Linked DNA regions of Homo sapiens: regions 2 and 3 are each linked to region 1. The links are chromatin loops, found by intact Hi-C in ENCODE. Cell type or tissue: PC-3. All regions are shown on one strand. Each heading gives the region's core, and the rest is flanking DNA. Links, peaks and the distances in the headings are about the cores only.

Region 1 (10,591 bases), core at 1,824-6,823:
CTCTACTAAAAATACAAAAAAGTAGCCGGGCGTAGTGGCGGGCGCCTGTAGTCCCAGCTACTCGGGAGACTGAGGCGAGAGAATGGCGTGAACCCGGGAGGCGGAGCTTACAGTGAGCCGAGATCACGCCACTGCATTCCAGCCTGGGTGACAGAGGCAAGACTCCGTCTAAAAAAAAAAAAAAAAGAAAGAAATTTTAAATGAAAGTAGAATTTGTTTTAGAAAAGGGACTTTTTCTCCTTCCCTCTACTGTCTAAACTTTCTAATGTTCTGTTTTCACGATTTAAAGACAAAAAAAGAAGGGCTACAGAGAGAGGTTAATGTATGTTTGGGGCGCATGGTTTTTTAATTATGTTTTGCTCAAAGGACTAAATAAATGCCACTCAAACCTCCACCACACTTGGGGGTTAAGGGTAGGAAGTCAGGGGAAAAAAATAATGGAGAATAGCCAAGAATGAGCCTGTTCCAAACCAAACCAAGCAGCTCCAGGCAGCTGCCGGCAACATCTTTTTTAAAAACATTTGCTCTCCACCATGTCTTCCAGTTTGAGCATGAATTCTAAAATCATGAGACTGGAGTGACAGGACACAGAATGCCATAGAATGCACTAATATCACACAGCTGCTATTGACAAAGCTGGGCATACAATTTAGGAATCAACTCCTTAATCCTGCGTTCTTTCAGAAACTGATCATGTGCCAAACATTCCCAGGTCAGCTAACGATAATCCGTATGTGCCGAAGTTGAAATATACACCATATCTCAAAAATGGTAACTTGGCACACTTGTACAGTGTTTAATAAATCCTCAAAACCAGACAGATGACAGAGCTCACCCATACTATGTCATTTGCTCAGATTACTAATGTTATAGCTCTAGTAATTCTGAGGCCATGTTAGAAACAGAGAAAAGCTAAAATAGACATAATAATACTTTTAAAAAATAATTCTGCAGGCCGGGCTTGGTGGCTCACATCTGTAATCTGTAATCCCAGCACGTTGGAAGGCGGAGGTAGATGGATTATTGAGCTCAGGGGTTCAAGAGCAACCTGGGCAACGTGGTGAAACTCTGTTTCTACAAAAAATAAAAATACATTAGCCAGGCGTGACGGCGCACTCCTGTGGTCCCAGCTACTAGGGGGATCAAAGTGGGAGGATCACTTGAGTCCAGGAGGTCGAGGCTGCAGTGAGCTGTGATCATGCCATTGCATTCCAGCCTGGGCTGGAAAACAATAAACAAACAAACAATTCTGCAAAAATAAAAATTCAGTGTGTATAGTGATCAATTCAGAAAGATCATATGCAACAAGCAGTATGAAATATTCTCCCCAAATAACACACCCCCAATTTTCCCATCCCAAAAACTTCTCTGAAGGGCAGGAGCAGGCACTGGGGATATGGGACCCCTTGGATGGGCGAAGGACCAGTTTCAGAGGGGGCAGCTTGCTCCAGAGGTGTGTGAACTCCAAAGCCAGTGCCCGTTCCCATGCGTCAACAGACTCGGCCCCAAATTCTGGTCAGAAATATGTTAAAAATTCAAATGACTGACTGGGCACAGTGGCTCATGCCTGTAATCCCAGCACTTTGGGAGGCTGAGGTGGGCGGATCATGAGGTCAGTAGTTTGAGACCAGCCTGGCCAACATGGTAAAACCCCGTCTCTAATAAAAATACAAAAATTAGTTGGGCACGGTGGTGGGTGCCTGTACTCCAGCTACTCAGAAGGCTGAGGCAGGAGAATCGCTTGAACCCGGGAGGTGGGGGTTGCAGTGAGCCGGGATCACACCACTGCACTCCAGCCCCGGGTGACAGAGCAAGACTCCGTTTCAGGGAAAAAAAAAAGTTCAAATGATTAACCTGTCTTCAGCTATTTCCTCAGCTGGCTTCCAGGGAGACAGCAGGCTCAGAGCCAGGACACATAGTTCTCCTGTCAGACAGGCCACGTGGCCTGGTGCCCAAAGCACATGAAAGAGCCAGGAACCATCGTCCAGTCATGTGGTCTCAAGGCAATCCCCTGTGAGACAACCCTGTGCCCACCACTTGTCAGTCATGCTTCCTACCTACCAGGGCACCCAGGAGGACAACCACACAGGGCACCATGGCCAAGCTCACTCTGCAGAGACAAACTGAAGAGGAAGAGAAATACACCTCTGCAGGGCAGGGAGCAGGATCATTTGACACCACGGACCCCTCTCAACTCACATCCCCGGTGCCTCTTTTCTCGTAGATGATCATCAACCCAAATCTCATGCATGTTTCGGCGTCATGAAACAGGTAAAGGGCAGAAAAGGAGGTGGGGTGGGAAGGATCACAAAACCATTTGATCCTGGTGGTGCCCATTAGAAGATGATGTCCCCAGCAAAGCTCAAGCCATATCTATCGGCAGAGAAAAGGGGATGGGAAAGCACGTTACTATGTATTCAGTCCCAACTCCATGCTGAATACTTGGCAGGATGCTATGCCTCATTTAATCATCAAGAAAATTCCACGGTGCTCTGTAAGATGGTCACCAGCATGGACTCTGGTGTCAGGCAGCCCTGGGTTCCCAAGTCCAATGTGCCACTTGCTGGTTTTAAGATGCTGCAGCCACATAACCTCTGGGATGCTCAGTTGGCTCGTACATAAAGCGAAGGCAAGGATGGGACTCCAGGGTAGGGATTAGTAGAGCCTGATGGTAAAACCTTCTGCTCTCTCAAAGCGTTGGCTCCACCACCACCAAGATCCCTGTGTCTACACAGAGCATGTGACTCTGAGATGGAGATACAGCAAAGAAGCAGGACTGCTGGCAAGAGGCACAAAACCACCAGCTTGCAGCAAGCAGAGTGTGCAGGGTCTAAGCCTGCTCAGGACCTGCTCCCCTCTGCCCCAGGATGGCTGCCACCCCACCCCAGCAAAGGGCCAGGCCACTCACGGCACTCCTTCTCATCACTCTTGTCGAAGCAGTCAGGCAGCCCGTCACACTGCCAGGCGCCCGGGATGCACCGTCCATTGCTGCACATGAAGTTGCCTGGTATGTTGCACTCATTGGTGAAGTTGTTCCCGGGGAGCAGCTGGCTCTCTGTCAGAGAGAGGGGACAGGTCAGACGGCACAGCAACAGCAGGGACCTCAGCGCCCCTCAACTGAAAGGTGTGTGGTTTGGTATAGGTGAGACTTCTGGTAGATGACTCAACCTCTCTGACCTTCAGTTTCCTCATCTGTGAAATGGACTAATAATCTGCCCCAGTCCACCTCCAGAGATTCTGAGAGGACTAAATGGAGAAATACAGGGAACAAACATACTTGAATGTCAGGCACAAAATGGGTGTTCACTGACTTTTTTTCTTTCTCCATCAAAGACTGGTTGTAAAATCCAAATGTTCTTTTCTGGCCATCAGCAGTGGTTAAAAATTAAAATTCTAGACAGGAGTGAGCACTGGACTCCCAATGTCTCCAACATTAGGAACTGCAAGATCTTTCCAGGCCTCACACTCTGTAGCCCTTACAATCACAGAATCCTTGAAGTTGGGCCAAGTTGGAAGGAATACCGGGAGATCATTTCACTCTAGGAAACAGGAGCCCAGACCTATAAAACCAACCTGCCTGAGGTGGCACAGGTAGAAAAGGCCACATTGAATCTTGAACTTGGGATTTGTAACCTCCAGCAGGGTCCCAAGGTCATGGAATTGCCTTTCAAGAGTTACTGGAAGCTGAGAACCAAGCTGCAAGTTCAGATTCAACTCCACTGAACATGGTCATAAAGTGCCAAAGCCCCCAACCCGAACAGCCAACCCTCAGGCTAGAAAGCAAAGAGAGAACACCAGTGCTGTGGCGGTGGAGGTGGGCAGGGTGCTGAGTTCATCTACCAGTAGACCCTGGGGGGAGATTTTCAAGGGAGCCAGGATCTGATCGATCTGACCAGTCTGATCCATTGTGATCAATGGCTGAGAGATAAGGAGCCATGTGAGTAAAAGAGTTTTGGGGAAAAGCAGGAAAAAAAAAAAAAAAGACCAGTCCTTCAGCACACCACAACTCCAGAGCTCCCTCCTGAGTCATTCCATAAGCATTTACTGGACATTTATGACCAGATACTTGTGCTATGTTCTAAAGATGCAGAGATAAAGGCTAGGGCTTATTATACCTTTAGGCTGGAAAGGCACACACAGCAAAATAAGAACAGGGATGTCTAGACCCGCCTCGGGGTAGCAGAAGAGAAGGTCCCTGATTCTCTTTCATAAACCTTGCCAAAGAGAAGCATCTCTAGATTTCCAGATCCCTAACATCATATCCTCCTACAGGCCACTATCCTTTATGCGTGCTGTTCTTTTTACCAGGGATGCCCTTCGGCCTGCTGGGTCTCCCAGTAAATCCATACACACCCTTCAGCAAACAAATATGTCGCCTTTCCTCTGACGTGTCCCCTGGCTTTTCCAAACACAGATGAGCACTAATTCTGTAGTCTGGTGATAGTACCACTGGGGTGATACTAAAAATATTTTATAACTAGAACAAGCGGGCAACAACCAATTGCAATGGACACCGTCACAGGCAAGCAACACCCCACCGGCCTTGTTGCATGGAATTTCCCTTGTAGACCATCTGCTGCATTATACAGAATTAATAACGCACATGCACGTTTCATTACTGAAAATGAGCTTTCATCGCTCACTGGAGAACTCCAGGAGAGAAACTACAATGAGGGGCTCTACCCTGCCCAACTGCCCACATCAGAATCCTAGAAATCTCCCTTGTCCCCTCCTCAATCTATCAACCCCTATATGTGGCCAGTCCCCGACTCTCCATTGCCACAGTTGCGACTCCAGCCAAAGCAGCCACCCTTTCTTACAGGGATTGCTGCACAGCACAACTTCCCAACTTGGCCTCCCTGCCTGCCAGCTTGCCCCTCTCCAACCCACTCTCCCCTCTGTGGCCAGAAGGATCTGTCTAAACACCAAATGAATCATTTCTTAACTTTAAAAGGTCATTGAATGGCTCCCTGGTGTCCTTAAGATAAAGTCAAAATTCAAATAAATCAAAAAAGATTCCGAGAAAGAGGGTAGCATCTACAGTGGATGTTGATAGACACACAGAGATAAAAAGTAAGCACCCTTCAGGTCTAGAGAACAGTGTCAGCAAAGACTCTGTGCAGGAAGACGTAGCCCAGAGCATGGAACAACATGGAATTCAAAAATCATGCAGCTCTGATTGTTAGGAAATGCAAAGGTATTATGCTACTATTTCTCCTATTCTGCTGCAATTTCTCCTATTGTAGTGCAAAGTCAGCCATCCCTAATTAATCATGATGCTCTGTTCCACCGAGCCAAGAATCAATATGAGACTCCCTCTCAAGACCGGACTCCAGAAAGCCACCAACAACCCTGAGAAGAACATGAAACCAATTCACCATCTCCAGGCAAGGGCTTGAGGGGGACCCTAGAAGGGCAGCCAGGTACTGGATACTAGCCAGACAACAAATGCTCAACCCAGAAAACCCCCACATTCCAGCTGTTTGCTAACAACTGCTCTGTTGTTAGAGAACTGCTCTGTAGCAGAGAACTCTTCAGGGGCCTGGAATGTAAGGGTCATTCTGCTTTGTTTGGAAATACTTACACTTGCATTTGTAGAGTTAGCTCCTCCAAGGCAAGCCCCCCTGGAAACGTCACTGCAACTGTGAAATCTTGTTCTGATAAACAGATTTTTGGAGCGGGAAAATTGGCCAGATTAGATTCCAAAGTACTTGCTCTGAGAGTCAATAAGGCTGGCGGCACATGGACTTGACAAATGGATGGGTGGATGCAGAGACTAAATACCATGTCTGTTACACACAGGTGGTCCTGCCAGCCATGGGGCTCAAAGTGCTTTCTCAGCAGGACCAGGGATCCTGGGGCCTGGTGAACAATAACAGAGAGGCACATGCTTTTTGCTCTTCTGAGCAACCGCATTAGGCATGCAGCTGGTGCACAGCCGTGTGCTTTAGGGAAGTGACATCATCAAACTCAAAGCATGAGGAGGGCCGGTAACGGTAGCTCACACCTGTAATCACAGCACTTTGGGAGGCCGAGGCGGGTGGATCACTTGAGGTCAGGAGTTTGAGACCAGCCTACCAACATGGTGAAACCCCTTCTCTACTAAAAATACAAAATTAGCCGGGTGTGGTGGTGCACACCTGTAATCCCAGCTACTTGGGAGTCTGAGGCAGGAGAATCGCTTGAACCCGGGAGGCAGAGGTTGCAGTGAGCCGAGATCACGCCACTGCACTCCAGCCTGGGCAACAAGAGCAAAACTCTGTCTAAAAAAAAAAAGGCATGAGGAGAAACTAAGGCAAAGGCAGGTTAAATCTTATTGATTCTGTCTTCAAAAACCTGCCTCAAACCCATCCAATTTGCATCACTCAACTGGCACCACCCAATCCAAGCCGCCATTATCTCTTGCCCTTTTCAACCATGGGTTTTCAACAGGGATCAATTTTGCCCCCCTGGGAACATATGGCACTGTCTGGAGACATTTTGGGTTGTCATGATGGGGAGATGGGGGTGCTATTGGCGTCTAATGGGCAGAGTCCAGAGATGTTGCTATACCTCCTGCAATACACAAGACAGCCCCCACAATGAAGAGTCATCCCGCTGAAAATGTCAATAGTGCTGAGGTTGACAAACCTTAGTTTCTTAATTAAAAAACCTTTGGACTTCTCACTTCTCACTCCTTCCAGGTCCTTCTCTTCACACAGAGTGAGATTTTAAAATGCACTGATGGGTTCTCCGTGTCCTCAGAATAAATCTAAAACTCTGGCCATAGTTTACAAAGCCCAGCATGGTCCAGTTGCTGCCTGCTTCTAGATATTCATTTCGAACCATCTCCTGCAACACATCTCAGTGCCCCCTGCTGTGAGGCCTCCAGATGTGCTGTTTGCTGACCCCGGACATTCTTCCACCTACCTTTCATCTGTGTAACAGGCTCAATTGTGTCCCCCCAAAATTTACATGTTGAAGTCCTAAACCCTAGAACCTCCGAATGTGACTGTATTTGGAGATGAGGATCTTTAAAGAGGTAATGAAGTTAAAACAATGGCATTAGGGTGGGCCCTAATTCCATATGACTGATGTCCCTCTAAGAAGACATCAGGAAAGAGACCATGTAAGAGGGAAGACCATGTGAGGACACAGGGAAAAGACGACCACTCATTAGCCAAGAAAGAGGGGCCTCAGAGGACGCTAATCCTGCACCTCCATCTCAGACTTCTAGCCTCCAGCACTGTGGGAAAACAAACTTCTGTCATTTCAGCCACCCAGTCTGTGGACTTTGCTATGTTAGGTTGGTGCAGAAGTAACTGCATAATGCACAAGGCAATTACTTCTGCACCAACCTCACAGCAGCCCGAGCAAACTAATACACTTGGCTAACCTCATTCATCCAGACCTCAGCTTACATCACTTCTTCAGGTCCCTTCATGGACACTCAATCTAAAGCTGGTCCCCGTTTTTCACGCTGGTAGTGTCCTGTTTTCCTTTAACCCAGCTTTTGCTTACTGGTGTGTCTGTACTGTCTCTCCATCTAGACTGAACACTCCGTGAAGGCAGAGAGGCACTGTTTTGTTCAACTGTGTTCAGTGGGCACCTGACCACTCTGTAGGTCTCCAGTAAATACTTATAACCACTCTAAGAAGAAAGCCAAGTGTTCAGGCACTAATTTATTTCCTCCCTTTCCCCCATACTCTTCCCTAGAAAGTTCCACCTGCCCCTTGCCTCATCCCCCTAGAATGTGAGTGGAATCTGTACATACATAGTTAAAATAAGGGACATGGGGGTGTCTGGATTTGTACAAGTAAATTACTACCCAGTCTGCTTTAAAAGAGGTTAGAAATCTTTTCAGGCCGACAGCAGGACTTTCTAGTGGCTGAAATATTTATCCCATCTTAGTGCCTTGGGACACATTTAGAATCCAAAAAAGACAAGCATTAGCACGAAGTTGGCTAGCTGGGGTTTCTCCTCCTCCCTTCTCTTTTTTTCATTAAGCTGAAAAATGAAAAAGAGTTGCCCATTTTCACTGCAGCACATCACTTACTTAAAATAACTACACCATCTGCACCAAGAATGAAAAAAAAAAAATTACAAGTCCCATTCTATTGGACAAAGGCAAACAGCCTGCTGCAGAAGCTTCTTCCAAAACTGCTGGCTCCCACAAATTTATATTTGACAAGGGGGCCCAAACTGGGGCAACTACAAAAACTCAGACAGCTGCTGCATTCCACTCAAATTACTCCAGAACATGCAGTTAGTGATGTTGACTTTTCCAGCTGAGAAATGGGAATTCCATCCTACCAGCTGGAGTCCTCCTGGCTCTCTCCTCTCCTACTGCTGTTCTTCCTGCCCTAGGGGGACCCCTTGTCATGATGCAATCTAGAACTGACATCTGGAAACCATGACAGCCCTGCTTTCCAACTTCTGCCCAGTGGCCTTCATTTTTATCCTCTGCTTCCTGACAATCTGGATCTGAAGGCTCAATGAACAGCAAAAGCAAGACAGACACCCATACATAGGTACAGACACACATACGGCTTAGCATTTGGTTTTGCAGATCTCAAACGGATCTTGTCTAGAACCTCCCCAGAGAATTAACCACCTCTTTCCACTGCCCAGTGCCAACAAACATAGTGTCATGAGGCCACTGAAGGCCACTGTCTGTTTTCCGTGACTGTCTTCTTCAAACGTACACACACACACACACACACACACACACACACACACACACTCCATGCACAGGCACAGGCCAGTGAGTGAGCGGCTCTGCAGTGATCTGTTTACAAACATCCCCAGAAAGTCCCTGAAGACCTCCTCGACTCTAGGTTGCTCCACACAGTAGCATCAGTGACAGAAGGAACCAGAGACATCTGTCCTGTGCACTTCCCATTCGGTTCCCATCAAACTGCTTCCTGCTGGAGCCTGACTATGAGGAGCACTCTAGCTGTCACCAAGAAGAGTCACACAAGGCTGTCTGAGTTTGGGGCGAAGATGGGCCTTCTGGGTCTAAGCCCCTGAGCACAGCCAGATCTCTAGCTCTGTCTAGACTCTTCAGGCAACCCTGCCCTGTGAGCTCATTCCAGTAGCCCCAGCCTCCATTTACCCATCTGTTCAAGGAAGACAGCCCAGGGAAATTGGTGAGAAGGTATAACATGACCCCTGGGTTCAGCCCAGGACCATTGGCTATTGATATCCACAGATTTCATATTTACACTGCCTATGACCCTAAAAGAAGATGGTGTGCAATTCTGCAGCAGGAACAACTGATGGATGGAGCCAGTCACCGGGATAGTGAGTGGGCCTAGCTGCCTACTGTGCCATGAGGTGTCTGCACTTTGTATAGCTATATGGTTGTTTCTCCTACAAGGGTAAAGCAGCATGAGTCACAAAATGATAAAGGCTTCGTTCCTTTCTTACAAAGCGAGTTAGTAAAGAAAGCCAATGGCTGTTATTAATGGGGCAAGCAAAGAGGTCTAGGTAAAGGACAGTTTTTCACCAGGAAATAGTTTTATGAATTATTTTCGTGCTGTATTTATAGCCTCATTAAGGGCCTGATAGCTGCTACTTACATTTTTTTAGTTATGCTTCAGTGCATTTCATGAGGAAAATTATGTTGCAGCAGTGTTAATCTAGTGGGGGTTTGCAGAGCCATCGGGATACGGCCTTTGTGAGATCCAAAGTCCACAGTTTGGGGGTCTGACAGCAACTCTGGAAGATGCTGTTTGTCATGATACTGACCTCCAAGATGAGCACTGAGTCCTGGCGCCACCCTTGTCCCATCCCTCCTCCTGCTCCCTTTAACAGCCCTCAAGATAGCAATTATTATGGACTTTTCACTAGGGAAGACCTGACATCTACGGAAACACATACACATGGCAGAAGTGGAACATCAGTTTTTGTTTGTTTGTTTGTTTGTTTGTTTTGAGATGGAGTCTTACTCTGTTGCCAGGCTGGAGTACAGTGACACGATCTCGGCTCACTGCAACCTCCGCCTCCCGGGTTCAAGCGATTCTTCTGTCTCAGCCTCCCAAGTAGCTGGGATTACAGGCATGTACCACCACACCCAGCTAATTTTTTTGTATTTTTAGTAGAGACGGGGTTTCCCCATATTGACCAGGATGGTCTCGATCTCCTGACCCTGTGATCCGCCTGCCTCGGCCTCCCAAAGTGCTTGGATTACAGGCGTGAGCCACTGCGCCCGGCCCTTCAGTTCCTTTTTACTCCTTACAATTGCCCTATGAAACAGGCACCATTTCCATTTTGCAGATGAGGAAACTGAAACTGAAGAAGTAACTTGCCCAAGGTCACACAGCTAGAACAAGTCTGCAAATGGCCAGAGTAAATATTTCAGGCAGTGTAGGCCAAGAAGCCAAATTAAGGTACCTATATAAGAGGAGAGAAAAGAATATTCTACAAATTTTTTATTGATTAAATTCAAAATATTTTCATAATCATTGGGAACAATTTTCTGTAATATAGGTCTACTAAGAAAAAAAATGGAATTCTTTTTGGGAAGGGTAATTAACATTTCACTTAATTGAGGTTCAAAGTTAGTGCTTCCCATTATCAAAATATATTATAAATGTCTGATTTTTTTCCC
Region 2 (10,591 bases), core at 2,407-7,406, 81 kb after region 1:
AGAGCACACAATCCATACGGCTGCGCTGAGCTGTGGGAAAAGTTGCGAGCTGGGAGACGGCGTTCCTTCTCCATCAGGCTGACCAGAATCATGTGCTAAAAAAGCCAGCAAGAAACAGGGATCACTATGGTACCGACACCATCTTGATTTGTATCAGTTCACCCGTGTGGCAAGGCCTGGGAGCCTGGAGGCCCAATGCTGCTGGGAGGGGCAGGGGATGGAGGGTCCAGTGACCACAGAGCCTTCTTGCAAAGTTTCCAGGAGGGTCTGCAATCTAGACGAGAGCAGCGCACGTCTGCACACGTGAATCAAGGTCTGGGGTGGTTGTCACCTTGTACTCATGTAGTATGGTTTTCAGTCTTTTTTCCACCCCCTAGGTAACACTCTCCCATCGATCTCAATGAGGGAGAGGAAGAGTGGCTTCCTCTTCCCCAACCCTTGAATATCACTGCTGTAAAATGTAGGGGGTAGTTAATTGATGGGAAAAGGTGGACTGAAGAAATTGGAAGAAAAGAAGATCCAAGGCTGGGCAACAACAGGCTTTGGAACAAAATGCAATAGTAACACCAATGATCAGACCAGGCACCCAGGAGTCCTGAGAGAGCCTACAGGAAAAGGAGGGCCCTCAAGAATTGACCTACACCAAAGGTCAATTCTTCGAGGTGACTGACATCAGATCTCTAGCTTTTAGTGAGTGGGGACTACTACGGCCAGATTGGACTGAACAGAAGAAAATAAAGAAATGAAGTGCTGGGCACCAAGCACCATGGGGCAATTTGTACCTCACACACATACACACTACAAATTTGAATCATCTGTTTCGTAAGAATTTTCTTTCCGTGGAAGAATTATTCTACAGTAACACTGTCCATTAGAACTTTCCTCAATGACAGAAATGCTCTGTGTCTGTGCTATCCAATCCCATCAGCCACATGGGACTATTGAGCATCTGAAATAGGCTGGGTGTGACTGAGAAACTGAATTTTTACATTGTATTTAAACTTAACTAATTTAAATTTCAGTAGCCCCAGGTGGCTAGTGGCCACCTTACTGGAGAACACAGGTCAGTGACATCCTTCTTAATGTCTGCATAGTATTTTAGTATACTGGCACGATAACTCTCCCCTACTAGTGAGCATTTTGTTAGTCTCCAGTGTTTCACCACTATAAATGATACTGCCACAAACACAGGTATCCTCATTGCCAAACTTTTGTACACATTGCAAACTATTTCACTGAGTTAAAGTGCTAGAAGTGGAATTGTGGAGTCAACGGGTAATTTCTGTTTTTAGGGATTTCCTACATATTAGAATCACCCACTTAAAATAACACAGATGTGTACGGCATTGTATTTTTTTCTTTTCTTTTCTTTTTTTTTTTTTTTTTTTTGAGATAAGGTCTCACTCTGTCACCCAGGCTGGAGCGCAATGGCACGATCTCAGCTCCATGCAACCTCCGTCTCCTGGGTTCAAGCGATTCTTCTGTCTCAGCCTCCTACCTGAGACTATAGATGCACACCACTGTGCCCGGCTAATTTTTGTATTTTTAGTAGTGACGAGGTTTCGCCATGTTGCCCAGGCTGCCCAGCCCAAACTCCTGAGCTCAGGTGATCCACCTGCCTCAGCCTCCCAAAGTGCTGGGATAACAGGCATGAGCCACCGCACCCAGCTCATTTTACTTTTTACTAGCTGTTTTTACATCCTACACGATTCCAACTGGATTCTCATGACCATCATGTAAAAGCAGAGGGGCCAGGTAATGTCATCTCCTACATATAGACAAGGATATAAGCTGTGAGGCAGCATGTTGCTGGCTTGGGTGGGTCAGATGATTTTTACAGCCAACATCAAAGAATACACCCAGCATTCTGTGATGGGAGACTTCTTGTACTCGTAGATTAGTGTAACATGGGAAAACGTCTATGCTATATTCAGAAGTGAAAAAAGCAGGACATGAAATTATATTCCACGTATGATCAAAACTATCTAAAATCAATATAAATAAATAAACCAATGTGTTAAAAATCTTTAGGTGGTAGACTGTATGTTATGTGTTTCTACCTTTTGTCCAAGTTTTTATAATAAACCTATTACTAATCAATAACATTTAGTGAGCAATTATAAATAAAGTGTGGCCAGGTGCAGTGTCTCACGCCTGTAATCCCAGCACTTTGGGTAATCCCAGCACTTTGGGAGGCCGAGACAGGCGGATCACGAGGTCAGGAGATCGAGATCATCCTGGCTAACGTGGTGAAACCCCATCTCTACTGAAAATACAAAAAATTAGCCGGGCGTAGTGGCGGGCGCCTGTAGTCCCAGCTACTCAGGAGGCTGAGGCAGGAGAATGGTGTGAACCCGGGAGGCAGAGCTTGCAGTGAGCCGAGATTGCACCACTGCACCCAGCCTGGGAAACAGAGCAAGACTCCGTCTCAAAAAAAATAAATAAAATAAATAAAAATAAAGTTAAGTGTTTTGCATGCATTATCTTATTTAAAATATTTCTACATGGTAAGGACCATTATTATACCTATTAACAGACGAAGATGTGATGGATTTAAAAAGTTTAAGAAACCTAGCCAAGGTCAAGGCAAGGAACTGGAATCTGAACCCAGACTGACTCACTCTAAAGCCTGTATTCTTAATCACCACATCAATGCCTCTCAAACTTTAATATGCACATGTATCACTTGGGGATCTTGTTAAAATGCAGATTCTGATTCAGGTGATGCTGATGCTGTTGGTCTGTCAACCACACTAAGAGTAGCAAAGCTCTACACAATCCATATTGTAAAATCTTAAAAGAGAAAATACACTATATTCAACCAGGAAAATGTTTTCTAATAATTATTTTGAATTTTATTTTTAGAGATGGGGGTCTTGCTATGTTGCACAGGCTGGTCTCCACTCCTGGCCTCAAGCGATCCTCCTGTCTCAGCCTCCGGAGTAGCTGGAATTACAGGCATGAGCCACCATACCCAGCTCTGTTATCGAATAATTTAAATAACATGAAAGCTTAATAATATATAACAAAAATACACCTTCTCCTCAGTAACCTTTACATCCTCTTTCCATCCATATGAGAGGCCCGAAGCTGCTCTTGTAAATTCCCACCAGCAGACTCCCCTTGGGCAGCCACTGGTGTCAGACTCACTAAGCCCAACTCAAAGTTAATCAACCTTCTCATCTCATTAGCAGGAAGGATTTTATCCCCATAGCTTCCATGAGTGAGCACTTCTGTAGATCCAGGGAGCAGGTGTGTAGGAAAGGCCCCTGGGGGCTCCCCAAGGAACTGGTCAGTCCCACCCACCATTCCCACTGCACACACCACCCAGTCCTCAGCACCTGATGAGCACTTCCCCATTCCCACAGACTTTACTTAAAACATTAGAACTATGTATTCTCTAAATATTTTAACCTTCCAAAATTTGGCAAGCACCAGCTAATTTTATACTTGAAGAACCTTCAACATCCTTTCATTATGTTCCTAATTCTTCATGTCTTTTTATGTGGGATGATCAGATATTTGTTTTTTAATGAATCTTTTGTCATTTGCAGTAACCCTGTTTATCTATTTTAATGCTTAATGCTATGAAATTACTTATATGATACCATAAAAGTAGTCCTTACATAATGGATTTTATTTCCTTAACTTTTCACTCTATTTATATCTCTTGAATTTTACTACGTGTCCGAAAGTGAGCAGATAGGTGATTTCTTTTAATAAGAGTAACATTTTGCTTTACATTTAGTCTTTAGTTGATGTATTCATATCACCTTCCACTTACCTTTAATGTTATATTTACTGATGTGCTTCCTTCCTGGAATCATTTGCGTGGTTTGACCAGCAAAGTTTTATTTCCTTTTAAACTAGACCAGAAGATAACCAATTGTTCCTTACTATTTCATGTGTTTAATACTGTTTTTTTGTTTTGTTTTGTTTTGAGAGAGAGTCTCATTCTGTTGCCCAGGCTGGAGTGCAGTGGTGCAATCTCAGCTCATTACAACCTCCACCTCCCAGGTTCAAGCGATTCTCGTGCCTCGGCCTCCCGAGTAGCTGGGATTACAGGCATGTGCCACCATGCCCGGCTAATTTTTATATTTTTAGTAGAGATGATGTTTCGCCATGTTGGCCAGGCTGGTCTCGAAGTCCTGGCCTCAAGTTATCTGCCCGCCTCGGCCTCCCAAGGTGTAAGCCAGTGCACCCGGCCTAATACTGTTATTTTATAAAACAGACCTGCTTTAATTTATTTCCTCTTGGTGACCTCTCCTACTTGTTCAGTAAACTATGTAAACTCCCTTCAAATGGAATTAAGATGCATAGCAGTTTTCATTAGCCTGTCAGAAACCCTTTTGATATGTCACATGCTAGTCTCATAATGAATCTAATTTATCACCTGATTTAAAATTGCTATAATACATTGCCCTCTCAAAGGCCTCTTTTTCTTTGTCTTTTTAAGCCAAGGGATATCCTGTAAAGATCTTTCCAAGTCTTTGAAGATCAATGAGACTGTTCTAAACTCCAGCGAAGGAGAAGCAATTTTCACCAAAAGGCAAAGTTAGCTTGGCCAGGTAAATTTCATTCACCATGGCTTAGTCTGACTCTCCCAATTCCGTCTCTTTTTCAAAGTCATAGTCATGTCTTTAGTGATCCCCTTCATTCCTTCTTGTAGGGTAACTTACAGGAAATCCTACTGTGTGCCTGATACTATGCCAAGCACTGAATCAGGTTCTGGAGTATAACAACAAATAAGATAGACATCAAAAACACAATAGACTCCATCCCACCTCATGGAGCTTTAGTCACACAGGAAAAGAGAAGAATTCTTTTTTCTGTTCAGGATTGTTGCCAAGTCACATTTTATGGGTACTTTTAAAAGATGTTGACGTTGCCCTTCAATTCTGGGCAGTGTTCCTTCCGCTGAATATATATACATTCATATTTTGTACCATCTCTGACTGTTCTGGTATGCTTATTATTCAAAAACTGAACCCTATTATATTTTTGACACCTGTTAGCTTTTCTTGTATTGTCATCATTATCATTTACTTGAATAACACAAATGAACTCTGGGTATGCTAAACCTTTATTATGTCACCACTGCCCTTCATAGGATCCACCGATGTTTATTGTTACACTGTAACATTTACAAGATTAGTTCTATCTTTCATTAATACCAAATATTCTTAATGTAAAAGTCATTCTTTCCAACTTTATCTCTTTTACAGTAGTAAGCATCAACTCATTCCAATCCTGCTTCCCCAGGTTCCTGCCAGCTGGGCTCACTTGCTAGTATCATACTTTTTAATCAAGCTTATGCCAATGTTTTTATCAATCTGTTTTTGAAACACCTTATTTAGTTCTGTTCTGGTTTCTCTTAGCATTAACCATTCTTTACAGCTTGAACTCTGATGAAATACCCTATGTTGCTAATCACTCTTCCCCTCCCCAAATTCCCCCAATTTTATTTTTATAATAAAAAAACAAGTTAAATTTAGAACTTTCCAAATCAATCAAGAGGCTTTTTTCAACGGACTGTGGAACTACAAGTGTGACTAGGGCTCATTTTTCAGCCATGTCCAATTAGTTTAACGACGCCTGGAGAACACTGCTCTGATTCAAGGCTAAAGCTGAAGGAAAATGTTCCAGTAATGCCATCAAAGAGGACACACTTCTGACATTCGCTAAGCCAAACTCACTCGGTCTTATAATAATGAGAAGGGATTTTTAATGCAATAAAATTAAACACCCTTTATGCTTTCATTTCTTTATGCCAACAAACACATAAGTGTCCCACTGCCACCTGGAACACTGGCACCTTGGGTATGCAAGTCTTCTAAATCAAGTTATTCATAAATTCCACATCCTTGCAGCACCCGGATGCCCAAGGCCTGTTCCAGAGTAAGCTAAAGGGCCTGCCCTCCCTCCCCGTGGCCGCTCGCCAGGACAGAGACAACATCGTCTGCACACTGCGCTATTTGTCTGTCAAAAATCACAGTTGGATTTGGGCAACAGCGAATTCACCCAATTTATCACCTGTCTCTTGATATCACAATGACTCAACAAAAGGAGAGTCCGGTTCTCAGGTCTCTGGAAAGGCCTTGGGAGTAAGTTTAAAATCCTGGGGTTCACTCTGCTCTGCCTGTAGCTAACACTTTACAGGCCTGTGGCATTACTTTCTCACAAGACATCACTGCCTACTTTCGCACAAGAGCCCCTTAGTTTGAAGCAACAAGATGGGGCCAATTATTTCTAGTTTCTTTCTGGAGCAACATATTAAAATTTCAGCTTCCACAATAAAGAACATCAATCTCTAGTTCAGGAAATGTTCTCTCATACATGGACCATATAAGCTTAAGCTCAGGGTCAGAAAGTAATTCTAAAAATACTTTAATTTCTCTTTTGATACGAGGCATTATCATCAGTACTGTATCTTTGTCTAGAAAATATATTTCCAGACTTTTTGAACAGTGGGCCCTTCTATTTGGCACCCAGCACTATTTGAGGGAAGTGCTGAAAAGAAATTGCTTTTGGTTGGTATTCCAACAAAATATTCCCATAAAGGGGGGAAGAATTATCTCTATCATTAATATATTCAAAGGCAAGTGTCATGGTGCTGAAATAACTTGTTTATTCTTATTTTTGTTTAATAAATTCAGTCTTTGCAAAAGCCAATTTCAACACCTATACTGATACGTTCTCCACATAGGAGAACAGCAGTTTCTATCTGCCAAAGACAGGCCATTTGAGTAGAATCAACTTGAGATGCCCCCCACTCCAATGGCTCTCTAACAAATCATTCTATCCAACACGATAAGCATGAAGTCAATATTGACATCCCTATGCAATGCTGGAATTCTCCAGCACAAGGTAGACGGTGCAATTCTTCTCCCAACACATACAGACTTGGATTTCTATTCTATACCAAAGCAGCAGGGCCAGTGGTTAGGAGACCAAGTCTAAGTCACGCAGACCCACGTGCCAATTCTGAAACTATCTCTTACTGGTCGAAGGTTTAGGAAAGTTACTGAACCTTTTAGTTTCCTCATCTATAAAACGGTAAAGCATACTACCCACCTGAATAAACTACTCTGAAAATGAAATAAGATCCACCAGCAGGGAAAGCATTAAATAAATTATAGTATGTACACACACCAGAAAGCTGTTTTTAAAAGCATGGGTAGGTATATAAGAGCCGAAAGAAAGATGGCCAAGAAGACACTTTTATTTGATGTTGTAACATCTCTGACATCAGGATGTACCTAATGGCCAACTGCATCTTCTAAAAGCACAGGGTGGGCGGAAGCTGTGATTTATTGGTCACTGGCAGTGCCTGGGTAAACTTGGTCACAGCTGTTCCTATTTCGTCACTTCCCTCCAGTTATGTGCATGGCTGGTACTACACAGGTTGAAGTGACCTGCTATTTAGAATGTCCTTCAAAAGATGATGTTAAAATGTGGCATTGAAATGAAAAATTAAACACATTTGTGTATACACAAAGAGGCAGGGAAACAGCATGAATTTGATAATAGTGAAGCAAATATCTCTCACTGCAAGAAATTACCATAATTCCATATTTTCTTGCAAAGCAAGAGCCAGCCCTTTAAGAGAATTAAAAGAGGAAAACACAAATAACTGAAGGTGTATCAGCTGTGCTTCTGAGATAGCAACAAAAGGGGTGTCTGTTCAAGAGCCGAGCAAAGCAAGGGAAGGTGAGGGAAACTGCCAAATTGCTTGGGACTAACTGAAATGTCTAAACAACAGGAGACAGATGTGACGCATTCACATGGCTCAAAATAAAATTGATGAAATATAGTACTTGAGTTAAAAAGCCAGCCAAAAAACTACAAATAGAGACAAGCAGGAGCTCATTAAATTATGTCTCTGTGTGTGTGTACCTGTATATAATTATAAATCCATGTTAAAGCTAAATTGATATATACCAGACAATTCACAGTAGTTACTTAAGGGAGGGGAGAGAAATGGGAAAGGAAGATGAAGGAGGATTTTAATGTTTTATTATTGCCATTACTTCTAATTTGTATGAATTTTGTATCATAAGCACGTACTCAGTCTGTGTATTTTTTTTTAATTTTTTATTTTTTGAGACAGAGTCTCACTATGTCACCCAGGCTGGAGTCAGTGGCACGATCTCGGCTCACTGCAACCTCCACTTCCCAGGTTCAAGTGATTCTCCTGCCTCAGCCTCCCAAGTAGCTGGGATTACAGGTGCGTGCCACCACTCCCGGCTAACGTTTTGCATTTTTAGAAGAGACGGGGTTTCACCATGTTAGCCAGGATGGTCTCGATCTTCTGACTTCGTGATCCGCCCACCTCGGCCCCCCAAAGTGCTGGGATTACAGGCATGAGTCACTGCTCCTGGCCCCCGTGTATTATTTTTGCAGTGTTTGTAATTCAAGAAGTTTATAACAAAATAAGACACGTACAGTGCTTGCCACCCTGCCAGACAGAGTAAACCTTCAATGAATGGGAGCCACTCTCACTCTTCTAGACACCACAAAAGAAAAAGTATCACAGACACTTAATATATGATCCCAGTCCCTCAAGGAGCTTTCAATCTAGCAGGATTTAGAAGGTAAGAAAGGTTTTACATATACAGTATATATATATAACCAGGGTATACACAGACATACACATACACATACACACATACACATATATACTGTGTATGACCATAAGGTAAAGAAGGCTATTGTCCAAAAGCCACAGAAGACATTTCTAGCTCAAACCTCAGAAGCCTAGAGCTAGAAAAGTCACAGAGCACCAATACACGTATACCAGTATTTTATCTTGAAAGCTAAAGAAGCAAACTAGGACATGTGTCATCACCTCTGAAACCTGTTCAAGAATGACACATTGATTAAATATCCCTGAAGACGCAGTACCCATGTTTGCCTGGGCACTGTGACATCTTCACGGCTCTGTGTTCCCATCAAGGTCCAAGATCCATCAGTACAACTCCTGTCTAGAAATGCCTCCGAGATTACACTGGCAGAGAGCCTCTACCCTTCCCAGATAACGAAGAAGGTCAACAATCCCATTTCCATCAGTGGGTCATTTGGGTCTTCAAGGGCAAAGAACAAGTTTTACATGGCTTCGCCTACCCCTGGAAATAGACACAGTGCCTGGGTGTGGCAGAGATGATGGCACAATGACGAACAACCAAATAAAATATTAAGAAATTGCTAACTATCCAAAGACAAAGAAAATGACATTTGCACACTCAGGAAGCTAAAGCTCCTCACTACAGAAGGCTTTTCCAAGAGGGCATGGTTTCAGATAAATGGACCTGAACTGAAACAATGTGCATTTCTCCCCAGGAAGCCATCGTCCTCCTCTGGGTGCCACCTTGCATCCTGTGAATTCATGCCCAAAAGAAGACAGCTGCAGATAAGTTATGTGGCTAGTCTGAAGAGAGGTGGAAGCACAATTCTTAAGGAAGGTTTGGAACAGAGCAAAGCAAAACGACAGCTGGAAGGAAAAGTGTCTTAAAGGAACTGAAGTGTTATAAAGTGACACAGAGCAACAAAGAGACTTTAGAGAAAAAAGTGTACGATGAAAACTTCTAAAAACACACACACACAGCTTGCCGCTAGTAGAGATGATTTTCCCAAGCACCTGCAGAACGAATCAAGTTGTAAGGCCTTTTGATGGCAAGGGAGAAGGAATTATGGGGAGGGAAAGGGGAGCCCAGAAGAACAATACCTACTCTGTGAAGTGGAGGAAGGGGAACTTCCAGGGTTAGGATTTCAACACAAGACTTCCAAGGCAATCTGGCAGCTTGTGCTCCTATAGCCCTCCCTCAGGGCTGCTGAACCTCCCAGGTTTAACATTCAGGGAACCAGGTGGCTTTTGGTGTCAGCTGTCACCTGCCTATCACCTGCTTTCTCTGCATATGTCTCTCCCAAGGAAACCACATATAGAAAATTCCAGAAGTTTTCACTCTGACACAAGAGGAAAGCGAGAGGGAAAGGGTCAGTGCTGACGGCATTCCTGGTTAAGAATGGGTTTTCCCATGGAACTGTGTGGCTACAAAACATAAAGCCAAAGCCCAAAGGCCCTTGGGAGGAGGATGGCATCTTGACCCCCTGCATCCAGAAGACACACTCAGGATGCACAGTAATGATGCACAGTAATGATGCACAGTAATGATGCACAGTAATGATGCTCAAGATGCATGGCAAGGACACTTGCTCATGCTAGACCAGGGGTTCTCAACTAGGGGCAACGTGGCAATGTCGGGAGGCATTTGTGGCTGTCACCGCTGTGGGTGAAGAGTAAGCCAATACAGGCATCAAGAACTAGTGATGCTGCTGTGACCATCCCGCAATGCACAGGACAACCCCCACAACAAAGAACTATCCAGGCCAAGGTGTCGTTGGTACCAAAGCTGAGAAACCCTGCCCGAGACTAACCCCATCCCTGCAACCACCTCCAAAAGCCCTAAGAATCCTATCTCAAGTAAACTTTTGCTCTCCCCCGACCAAGCAGTTACTCTGTCATAAAAGTCCACGTACTATATTAAGATGTATTAAACATCAAGCCAATGATGTGACGAGCAAATACGGCATA
Region 3 (10,591 bases), core at 3,220-8,219, 230 kb before region 1:
CTTGAAGCAAGAAGCCCAGTATAGGTGTCTGGGCAGTTGGACATTTCCTCTAGCCAGATCTGTCCGAATAGAGCCATCTGGGTACATGACGCAGAGGGCATTTGATAAATAACTGGAAAAGTCAATAAATCTTTGCTACCCTTCACCTCGTGATCATTTAAGGCATTTGTTTTCCTCTGTTAGTGATGATGGATTGTTTGTAGATACCGTATTTCTGGTTGGCCTGGCCCTATCTCAGAAGGGCCTCCTGGCTCTTATCTGTTGATCTCAAAGGAAGTTGGCTCATTCACTGCTTGTCTGGTTTCCCAGTAGTACTTTGTGTGATGAAGCAGCTGTATACAAACTGTCCTTCCTCAGGGTGTGGCAAGGTTTGGATGTCCAAACTCCATCCACAGAAGGACAATGATCCATCTCACTGGTGCCTGTGCTGGCTGCCCAACACATCCCACCCAGCCACCCACCAACAGGGGTCAGCATCTGCCTCAATCCTGATCAAATGCATGTGCCACAGCGATTGTCTCATGAATGTTCATGATTCCAATCAGCCAATCTGAGTCTGTCCCTGGGGCTTTCTCTGCTGTAATTTCTGAGACCACCTCCTGCCTCTAGGCTCTGACAGCCAGGCCAGTGATGATGAGGTCCATCTTCCTGCCACACCGAAAGCTCATCTGCAGTCGGAGAGGCCATCTAGACCCCAGAGGTTGGGAAGAAGATGAGAAAATCTTGGTACCTGATGCCATTCCCACTCTTCCTCCTTATGTATTCATCAGGACGGACCAGGCTTGTGTTAAGGTGTACCCGGGATTTGTTTTAATCAGGAATGGCAAGACTCACAGGCACAGAGGTGATTGTCATGAGGAAGAAGTCTGTGCTCACAGAACCCTAGAAACAGGAGGCATGGCATGCCACGTAGGGCCACATGGGGAAGGACCATCTCTCTGGGGCTTTTGGGGAAGTTGGAAACAGGTGCTCTTTTTCCTTCCCGTTGATCATTAAACATTGAGTCCCTCGTCTCTAGGGAGGGGACTTCTTATTTACCCCTGGGTTGGGAAATAAATCATGACAGCAGCAATCAGACAACAGCAGAGAAGTGTGTGATCTGAACATCTGTGGGATGCCGTGATCCCTGGAGGAGCCCTTCACACTGATCCCATGAATGGCCCTCAACACATGCACGAGCAAGGAGCAAGCGTTCCGACAAGTGCTCTCGCAGTACTCCAAGGAAGAGGCTGAAATTTGACTCAGCAAAGCCCAGAGGGAAAAGGGAAAGTGGTTTATGAGTGTCCTCAGGAGCTATCACATCCTAGACACTAGGCACTTTCATCTAAATGACTCTGATGACCCCAGTGTTGTCAGTGCTCCTCAGTCAGTGGATCAGACTTGCCCTTGGCATGAGGAGGATAGTCAGTCACTCCTGGTCCCCTTCAGAGGGACCTTTTGAGAAAAAAATATAGCCAATTACTTATGTAACCCCAGGCACTCTGTCCTGAATCCTGGGCATTCCACCACCGTGGAGAAATAGGTTAGTCCCAGACACATGACACCAGCCTATGAGGCAGCTCCGGGACTCAGCTGCTCGAACGAGCGTCGCAATTTCAAGTTGGGAATTAACGGCAACACCTGACAACACAACACAATGCAGTAGCCATCAAGCAGGAAGCCCGAGCACTCCACTCTCAGCTGTACCTTGCCAAGCAGTGGCTGCTGTCTGTCGGGAGCAGGTAGCAAGTCAAGATCAGTCTAAGGACATTCCATGTCCATCTGGCATCAAACCACCCTGCTACCTATGCCAGTTGTTCTCAGGATTTGTTTTAATCAGGAATGGTAAGACATAAGGCACACAGACGTGGAAATGATTATCATGAAGGAAGAAGTTTGTGCTCATAGAGCTCTAGAAGCAGGAGGTGTGGCACACGGGGCCACATGGTTCGGAAGGATAAGTGTTGGTCAGGAGGCAGGGAGAGGGGAGAGCATGGCCCCAAGCCTTTATTGGGGTTTTCATAGGAAGGAATGGTTAAGACAAGGTACATATGCTGGCTAAGTTTAGGGTTGGATAGTTTGAATAATTTGGATGGGTTCAGGGCCATAGGGATGGTCCCGAGTTGTCTGACCCTAGGGTGACTTAGGGCAGAGAGAATATTGGCTTGGTGTGTGAGAGTTTGGTTTTAAAAAGAAGAAGATGGTTGGGAGTGTGGGCTCCAGATTAGCTGGTTTGTACATCAAAGGCACGCTCCCAGGAGAATTGTTTGCCACCCCGCCCCCGACCCGTGTGTCTCTCTCTCTCTCTCTCTCTCTCTCTAGGAATTTGCTAGCCCTGAATGGGGTGACCTCTTTGGATCAAGGACCCAAATGTTAGCGCATGAAGAATACAGAAAATAAGAACATATACTCAATACAAGGTTATGCTGCAGTAACAAACAATCCCAAGGTTGTAGTGGCTTTTTACACAACTAAAGTTTCTTTGCCAATGCTGCACATTCACTGCAGGTTGGAGGAGGAGGGCGGGTAGTCTGCTCACTGTAATCACTAAGGGCCCAGGATGATGGAAGCTTCATCTCAACACATGCCTCCACAATCACCAAGGCAGGGAAAGGGACTATGGCAAATTGCACCTGTGATCTTAAAGCTCCTGCCCAGAAGTAACAGTCAAATCATATGGGCACACCTAACCATGAAAGGGCAGAGAAGCTGAATCCTACCATGTGCCAGGATGGAAGAGAAGTGGGATATTTGTGATTAGTTCTGATGACTACTGACACCTGTCATTGGAACCAAAAGATTCCTCTTTTGCTTAAGCAAAAGGAAGAAGAATTGTTCAAAAGAATTGTGGCCAGGTGCAGTGGCTTGCGCCTGCAATCCTAGCACTTTGGGAGGCCAAGGCGGGCAGATCACTTGAGGCCAAGCGTTTGAGACTGGCCTGGGCAAGATGGTGAAACTCTGTCGCTACATAAAATACAAATATCAGCTGGGCATGCTGGTGTATGCCTGTAGTCCCAGCTATTCAGGAGGCTGAGGTGGGAGGACTTCTTGAGCTTGACTGAGGTGGCAGTGAGCTGAGATCGCACCACTGCTCTCCAGCCTAGGTGACAGAGTGAGACTCTGTCTCAAAATAAAAATAAAAAAGAATTGTAATAATACATGCCCCAACACCCCATTTCAGCTTTTTTTCTCATGATATAATGATAAATCTCCTCACCTGTGTGGCACATGAGAGAACTTGAAACATTTTCTTAGATATCATCTTACCTCTTCACACAAACCTTCTGAGGTTATTGGAGCATCCATTCACAAGTATTTGTGCATTTTACTGAGGACAAGTCAGCTCAGAGTAGTCTGGGGCTGAGCTGGAACTTGTGTCTGGGGCTTTCAACTCAAAAGCCAGTGTTTTCTCCATTCCTGCCTCAATCTGGGGAAGAGAAAACTCATGATTCTTTGCAGATCGCCTAAATTTCCCCTTAATTTGGCAACTTTTGGCTCACTCCGTCATCAGTCCTGCCTTACCATCTCCATCTGGATCATGGTCATTTTCCTTTGCCTCCCTTTTCTGGTGATTTTTAGGTCCAAAGACAAATTGGCACGAGGACCAGACATTTGGGTTCTTCCCACACAAGCCAATTCTCTGAACACACACAGTGGGCACCATGTCCAATAGTCATTAGTCAAGCTCTGTGGTCTGGTATTTACAAATTTCCAGGAAACGAGTCCAGCGTGGTGCGAGAGGCTCTCCGTTACTTTGTTCAGTAAGCTGAGATGTTATCAGAAGTGACAATTTTTAAAAAAATTATTATTTGTTTTAATATTTTAATCTGGAAGCCATTGGCTACCTGGCATTTTGAAAGTTTTCCAGTGGTTGAACATTTACAAGAACAATTGTGAACCTGTGCCTGTTGGCTTCCAAATACTGATCGTTCCTAAACATTCTCTTACCAGCATAATGTTGACCTTTGCACAACTTCCTTCTTTCTTTGGTGCTCACATTTCTGTGATTTAATCGTCCTTTTTACAAGTACTTTAAGAAAGAAAAAATAAAAAAGATTTTCTAGTAGTATTCCCTGGTTGGTGTCAGAGGACCCTAAACTCTAAGGAGAGGGAATGGTTCTTTATTTGGGGAAGTGTCAAGAGCTCTTGAAGGTTAGTCTGAGAGGCTGAGTTTCTATTAGCCTCAGGTCCTTGGGAAAGTCTCTAATGGGCTTTTAGGTCTCATCTGTAAGTAGAGATGATAACTACTTAAGTAATGCATCTCATAAATTTACAGTAAACTGCATAGACCCACAGGCTGAAGAATGGAACTTTCTTGGCTATTGTTATCAATGTTGAACTAGCCATATGACCTAACACACATACCACACAGTAAAATACAATACTGTCCCAACAAACTGAATGATAAAGGATTTGAGAGATGCTCTGGGATATCAGAGGGCATGGGGTCATTGTTATACACATGCTGGATCCCCAGCTCAGGGGATGGCCTCTGCTTAGAATTTCAGGAACTCTGATAAAGCTCTTACTCAAGATATTTTTGCTTATTTGCTTATTAAACATCAGGGAGCAAGAGTCACTGTATTAGGATATTGATTTGGCTGCTTTAACAAAAACCCAGTTTCCATGGATTAAAGAATTTAGAAGTTTCTCTCTATGTAAAAGTCTGAGCTGGTAGGGGCTTTGAGTGGGTAGGATCGTTCTGCTCTGGTTTATAGACTCAGAATCCTTCCATCTTGTTTCACCAGCCACCAAGTATTGCCCTCATTGCTGTGAGCAAAGCCTGTGCCCCATCACCCTCCAAGTCTATATCCCAGCCATGGGAAAGAGGGAAGGGGAAGAGGATGAGGAGGAGGAGGGTATACCCCAGAAGTTGCCACGTTATTTTCACTCATATCCCACTGGCCTCAATCACATGATCTATACTTAGCTGCAAGATAGGTTGGGAAATACAGTCTCTGCTGGGTGGTCTTGTGTGTAGCTAACACATTGGGGTGGGGGAGGGCAGGAGAATGAGCTAGTGGGTTTCTGTATTTTACTGAAATAGAGCAGATAGTGAGAGACAATTCACAGGTACGGTCATAAACACCCACTCAGCTGACTACAGCTCAGTGTGGCTTAATTTATCAGTTGCTTTCCTGGAAGCAGCTTTTCTGCAGGAAGAGAAAAGAACAGAAAGGAACTATGCAGTGGTGGGGAGGAGCAGGTGGTGATGTGGGTGCTTCTTGAGGACAGAGACCATGTCTCATTCACTCGGTATCCATGATATCTTCCACTGTGACTGGCGCACAGTAGATTGCCCCATAAATGTCCCTTTGCATCCCACTTCTTCCACAAACTCACAGGATTTGACCTGTGTAGTAAACCATGCCTGAATTAGATTGAATGCAATAGAATGGCAGACTGACAGAATTCACGCTCACTTGAATTGCTCGTCCTAAATCGACCTCAGCTGGGCCCTAATTCACCAACTAGGTGATTTCATCATTCTCCAGCTTGCTTTCATTCTCCAGCATTGATTTCTGGCCTTTATTGGTTTTGAGTCTGTGAGCGTGGGAGATTTGTTCATAGCAGTCTCCCAGCCACACTATTTGGCTTGGGTAGGAAGAGGTAGGGATTGGGAACTCTGGATGAGGGTAGGAAGGAGCTGCTGCTGAGGTGGTAAGTGGAGGGGCAGACGTGGATCTTCTGAGCTCCTGCCACTGTAGAGTTCAGGGACCAGCACTTCCAAGGGGTCAGCAAAGTCTCCAACTGCTGGAGGAGGGCAGGAAAGAGGCACTAGCCCTGGGCCTGAGCAGAGGTGGCAGCATGGTCACCAGGGCTTTGCCCCGCCATGCCCTCTCTCTGGAATGCCTTCCCTTAATCCTGGCCTAATTCCTATTCATCCTTCTGGATTCAGGAGCAGCACCTAACAGGGGCCCAGGAAGTCAAATTAACTGGCCTGTCTTCCCCACCTGCGTTTTCTCCATCATTCCTCAGCACACTGCATTTTAATGGTCTGTGTCTGTGCCTTCCCCCACACACTGTTCACCTTTCTGTTCCCCACACCTGAGCGCACAGATAATGGGCAGCTTCTGTGGGTACCGAGAGTTTCCTGGCACCAGCTGAACTGGAAGTGTATCCCTGGGGCTACTTCTATAAAAGACATTATTGGTCAAGGGGCCATACCCTGTTTGGTGACCCAAGGTTCTCATGCGCAAAAGCCAAACCTCACCTGGGCGCAGCTGGAGCTTGCCCAAGATGCCCAGCAGATGGCGCAGTCGTCCTCCTTATCTTCCCACCCTGGCCTAAAATCGGAACAAAGACCAGGGAAGCTGAGGGAAGGTGGGGTAGTGGGCAGGCCTCTCCTAGAACCCCGCAAGGGGAGACGCTTCCTGCAAAAGAAAACCTCAGGCCCAGACCCTTCACCTAACAGAACTCTCCTGCTCAGGCCCTGGGCAACATAGGCAGAGAAGGCAGAAGACAGAGCAGGCAGCGCAGGCCCACCCAGGGCACCCATTCAACCCTGCTCCCCAGACCCAGCTGCAGAAGCCCCCAGGGTCTCCTCGGTGCTTCTGAAATGCCACCATTAGGGCCCATTAGATACAACTCTTCCAGATCAGGTTTTGCTCATGGCAACCATGCAAGTCCCACAGTCAGTCCACAGTGGAACTTTCTACACCTGGACAGGTGGTGGAGCCAGGATTCAAATTTAGGTCTGCTTAGAGCTAAGTCTCAGTTTCTCATCTCTAAAAGGGAGAGATGGAAAGTACTTTTTCCTGGCAATGCAGCTTGGAGGGGATTCATTGTACATGAAGGTGTCTGAGAAATAAAAGATGCCCAGTGTTGGTTTAACTTCAAATATGTACACAGGTGCCTCCACTGGGGTGAGCCCTTCCACACATCAGAGGACTCATCAGTTCTTTTCTGAGAGTAGGTTTGATGTGATGGGGTTGGGGATGGGGGGACATGGCAAGGAGTCCTTGTCACCTCTCATCTGGACGAGTCCAAAGGCCTCCAAACTGGTTCCCTGCCTCCCATCGTGCCATCCCTCTCACCCCGCCTCCCATCCTTCCTCCTCATTGCTGCAGGTGTCTTGCAAATGGAAATCTGATGTCACTCTCCTGCCTAAAATACTCAGAATAAAGCCCAAACTCAGAAAAATATTATTCAGTGTCCTTTACAACCTGATTTCTGACGACATTTTAGTCTCATGAAATAAAATTAAGAAATGGACTTAAATCAGAATCAGCAGTGCCAGGGCCAGGGGCTGGAATGGGTCCTGGGTGATGATTCGGGTCAGCTCTGGGCCTCAAGGCCAGAAGCAGTGACAGGATGAGGAAGAAGGGAATGAGAGGGCTTGGTAGCCCGCATTGTCCAATTCTCGATCTGCGTTTTCTCAAGGGCAGGGCCTGGGACAGTGCCTGTAGTTACAGATACTCAGTCAGGATTTGTTGAATGCATGTAGGAATGAATGAACAAATGAATGAAAAAAATGGCTATCCTGACTGGGACTAGGGTTGACTGAGTGGTCACTCAGTCAGTGCCACCAGCCACTGCCTTTTGCTAACCTCAGAGGCTGGAAGGGGCACTGCTGGAGGACAGTGAGGCTAAGGAGAAGAGAGCTCGTCTCAGCTGCACCATCTGGGACCCAGCTCTAGGGGTCTGGGTAACAGTGACATCAAGAGCAGAAATCCTAGAGCCTGCTATGCCCACAGCCTCTGAATGCTTGTCCCAAACCTCCCAAGAAAATCACCCGGGCTGCAGAGCCCCAGGGAACCCCCGTGGTCATCCAGGGTGCATGGGCATGACTGCTGACCATCTGTTTCCCAGGATGGATTTCTCCCTGGCACAGATGGTGAATCCAGACTCCTCTCTCCCATGTCAAACAGCCAGCTGTGGAAGACACTGCATTGCTGCAGTCTCTGCCTGGTCTCTCTCGTGACCCCATTTTCCACATCATTCGCCTCCACTCCTCTCCACATGTTGGTTTCATTTCAACCTTACCCAAAAAGAACTCCTCCCTCTGGTTGGTCTGTTGAGCCATCTCACAAAATGAAATTCATAGCGTCTGAAGCAGTGGGAAACTCTTCTCTTTGCTTGTTTAGCAGAGACATGGGTATCCCTTCATCCCCCTTCACAACCTTAGCCCATCCTCATCATGATCTCTCACCTGGAATACTGGATTAGCCTCCAAAGGGCACCCTGCACTGGCCTTGTCCTCCCCAAGTCCAGCCTTCCCAGTGCTTTCCAGAAAGTAAACTTGATCTGGTTTTACTCGCTAAACCTGGTCCCACCTTCCCGGGCTTCTCCATCTTAGTAAACAACAGCTCCAACCAGAGACGTGGGAAACATCACTGCCTCCTTCTCTGCCTGCTGCTATACCCACCTTCCTCCCATTTAATCCATTAGCAAGACTTGCTGGTTCTCTCTCCAAAATATACTCACATTGGTCCATTTCTCTCCATCTCTGCACCACCTTGGTTAATGACTCTGTCATTTCTCACCTATGGTAGCCTCTAAGCATGATGACATCTGACACCCTCTGCCTCCTGAGCTCATAACACTTTCCTCAGCACTCCATTCACACCAACCTTCCTTCAGTTCCAAGAGTCCTCCAAAGTCTTTCCAGCCGCAATGCCTGTGCACTCACTGCATCCCCCACCCACCCCTCGCCCTGCTCCAAACTGTAACACTCTTTCCCCTGCTCTTGAAAAGACTGGGTTCTTCCCATTTTTTTAATACTTATCTAAAAGATCACTATCTTAGAGAAAGTTTCTCAAGCTATGCTCTCTAAAGAGGATTCCTTCTTTTATTCTGAATCACAGCATCCTGTTCATTTCTTGCCCCCCACCACTCCACGCCATGGAAAGTCTTATTAATTCAGTGAACTGATGTGCATTCTCATTTATTTACCATGGTCGTTGTCTGTCTCCCCACTGGAGACATGAAGATGAGCAACTTGTCTATCTTGTTCGATGTTATATCCCCATAGCCTGGCACGGAGTACCTGCTCAATAAATATTTGCTAACTGAATGTAATAAATGAATGGAAGATGCATCATGGCACTGTCCTGCTTTTCTCTGTCAATGGCTTCCCATTGTCCCCAGTATGCTGTCAAAACTCCAAACTCCATAGGGCTCCATTAGAGTTTCTTCACGACCTTACCTCAGCTCACCTTTCCAATGTCTTCATTAGGTTTATGGGGAATCAATCTGGAAAGGTTCAAGTCATAATGGGTTCCATGGTGCAGACGAGAGCACTGGCCTGGCAGTGAGAAAAAGGGACATTGAACAAATGATCTTTATGATTCCAGGCAGTGCTTCCATTGTGCAGTCTGAGGTTTGTTTGAGTGTGTGGTTAGTTTGTTTGTTTGTTTGCTGTTTGTTTTTTAAACCATAGCTGGGATGAAACTCTCAATCAAGAAGCCAAGGGAGAAATTTGAGAAGAGAAGCAACAGCTCTTGCTGTCTTGGATGGCTGGGAAGGGATATGCAGAGATCAGGAATCCCTAGTGCTGACTCGGGCCAGGCAGCGTCAGGAGTCTCAAGAAAACAAACCCTGGAGATTGGCAGGTCCAAGAGCAGGGCGGGGGGCCACACCGGTCTCGTTCACCTTCTATCCCCAGTGCTTAGTCTTTGGCACATGGTAGGTCCTTGGTGAAAGGTTGGGGGGAAGCACATGCCACGGGGACCGGAAACCCCGTCCCACTCATGTCACTGCTGAGTGTCATCGAGATCACAAGAAAGCCCCCCAGGCCATGGTCCCTCTCAATGAGAAGCATCTATGGATGGCAGGGGCAGGGCTATTTGCCCCACTCGTCTGCCCTCCTCAGACCTCAACTGAGCCTTCAGCCGCCCCCAGTGTACATGTCCTACTGGCCCAGCCTCAGTTTTGCTCCCTCCACTGCTAAACATATCTGACAGATCAAACATATTTGCTGGCTCTTTGCAATGGCTCTGTGTCTAGATAGGGTTTCTTTTCTTTTCTTTTTCTTTTTTTTTTCTTTCTTTCTTTTCTTTTCTTTTCTTTTTTTTTTTTTTTTTTTTTTTTTGAGGCAGGGTCTCGCTCTGTTGCCCAGGCTGGAGTATGGTGTAATCTGGGTTCACTGCAGACTCAACCACCTGGGCTCAAGCAGTCCTCCCACCTCAGCCTGCCAAGTATCACACACCACAACAGCCCACCTGATTAAAAAAAAAAAAAAGTACAGATGCAGTCTTGCTTTGTTGCCCAGGCTGGTTGCAAACTCCTGGGCTCAAGCAACCCTCCTGCCTCAGCCTCCTAAAGTGCTGGGATTATAGGCGTGAGCCACTGTGCTCAGCCCCTGGTTTCTTGCTCTAATCCTCCCAAGCCCAGCAGCACCAGGCAGCTGCCAGGATTGAAGAAGGCACCTCCGAGTCTCTAAGTCAGCTTCCTCAGAGAGTGTTCCCTCGATTCCTAGGTGTGCGGCTCTGGGTATAGACCTCCGGGCTCAGCCCTGACCACAGATATAAATTGAGCCTCTGCAGCAGGGATGGGGTAGGAGGAGCTGAGGGTATCTAGGGGCTTTTTCATGAACCACAGTCCTTCCAAGCAGCACAAGCTTCTCCACAGCAAACCCCAAAAGCTGTGTGCACTTCTGATTAATCCACTG

What was found. Peaks named below come from ENCODE experiments on the same cell type or tissue, not always from the same donor. Only the 100,000 strongest peaks of a DNase experiment are listed, where the experiment ranks them.
Region 2: a loop joins it to region 1, with 4 times the contacts of the local background. A loop is called at or near these places in 7 of 110 quality-filtered maps.
Region 3: it touches region 1 in a loop (6-fold over the local background); 49 of 110 quality-filtered maps call a loop at or near these places.

The regions. Positions count from the first base shown.
Region 1 is chr11:36,028,567-36,039,157 of GRCh38, reverse strand. LDLRAD3 (low density lipoprotein receptor class A domain containing 3) reads right to left here. Exons shown (of 6, transcript NM_174902.4): 2 at 2,909-3,055. Among named protein-coding and RNA genes, the nearest start is that of MIR3973, 24 kb to the right of the region's middle. RefSeq lists enhancers at 1-487, 5,745-6,039. In PC-3, for the core only: no CTCF peak of the experiment used is centred there; a DNase peak (open chromatin) is centred at 4,067; H3K4me3 peaks cover 1,066 bases; H3K27ac peaks cover 2,770 bases.
Region 2 is chr11:35,948,594-35,959,184 of GRCh38, reverse strand. All of the region lies in intron 1 of LDLRAD3 (low density lipoprotein receptor class A domain containing 3), which reads right to left. Among named protein-coding and RNA genes, the nearest start is that of LDLRAD3, 9.8 kb to the right of the region's middle. In PC-3, for the core only: no CTCF peak of the experiment used is centred there; a DNase peak (open chromatin) is centred at 4,804; H3K27ac peaks cover 2,038 bases.
Region 3 is chr11:36,261,846-36,272,436 of GRCh38, reverse strand. COMMD9 (COMM domain containing 9) reads left to right here. Exons shown (of 6, transcript NM_014186.4): 6 at 1-145. Among named protein-coding and RNA genes, the nearest start is that of COMMD9, 22 kb to the left of the region's middle. In PC-3, for the core only: CTCF peaks have their summits at 6,024 and 6,223 (motif pointing right); a DNase peak (open chromatin) is centred at 6,236.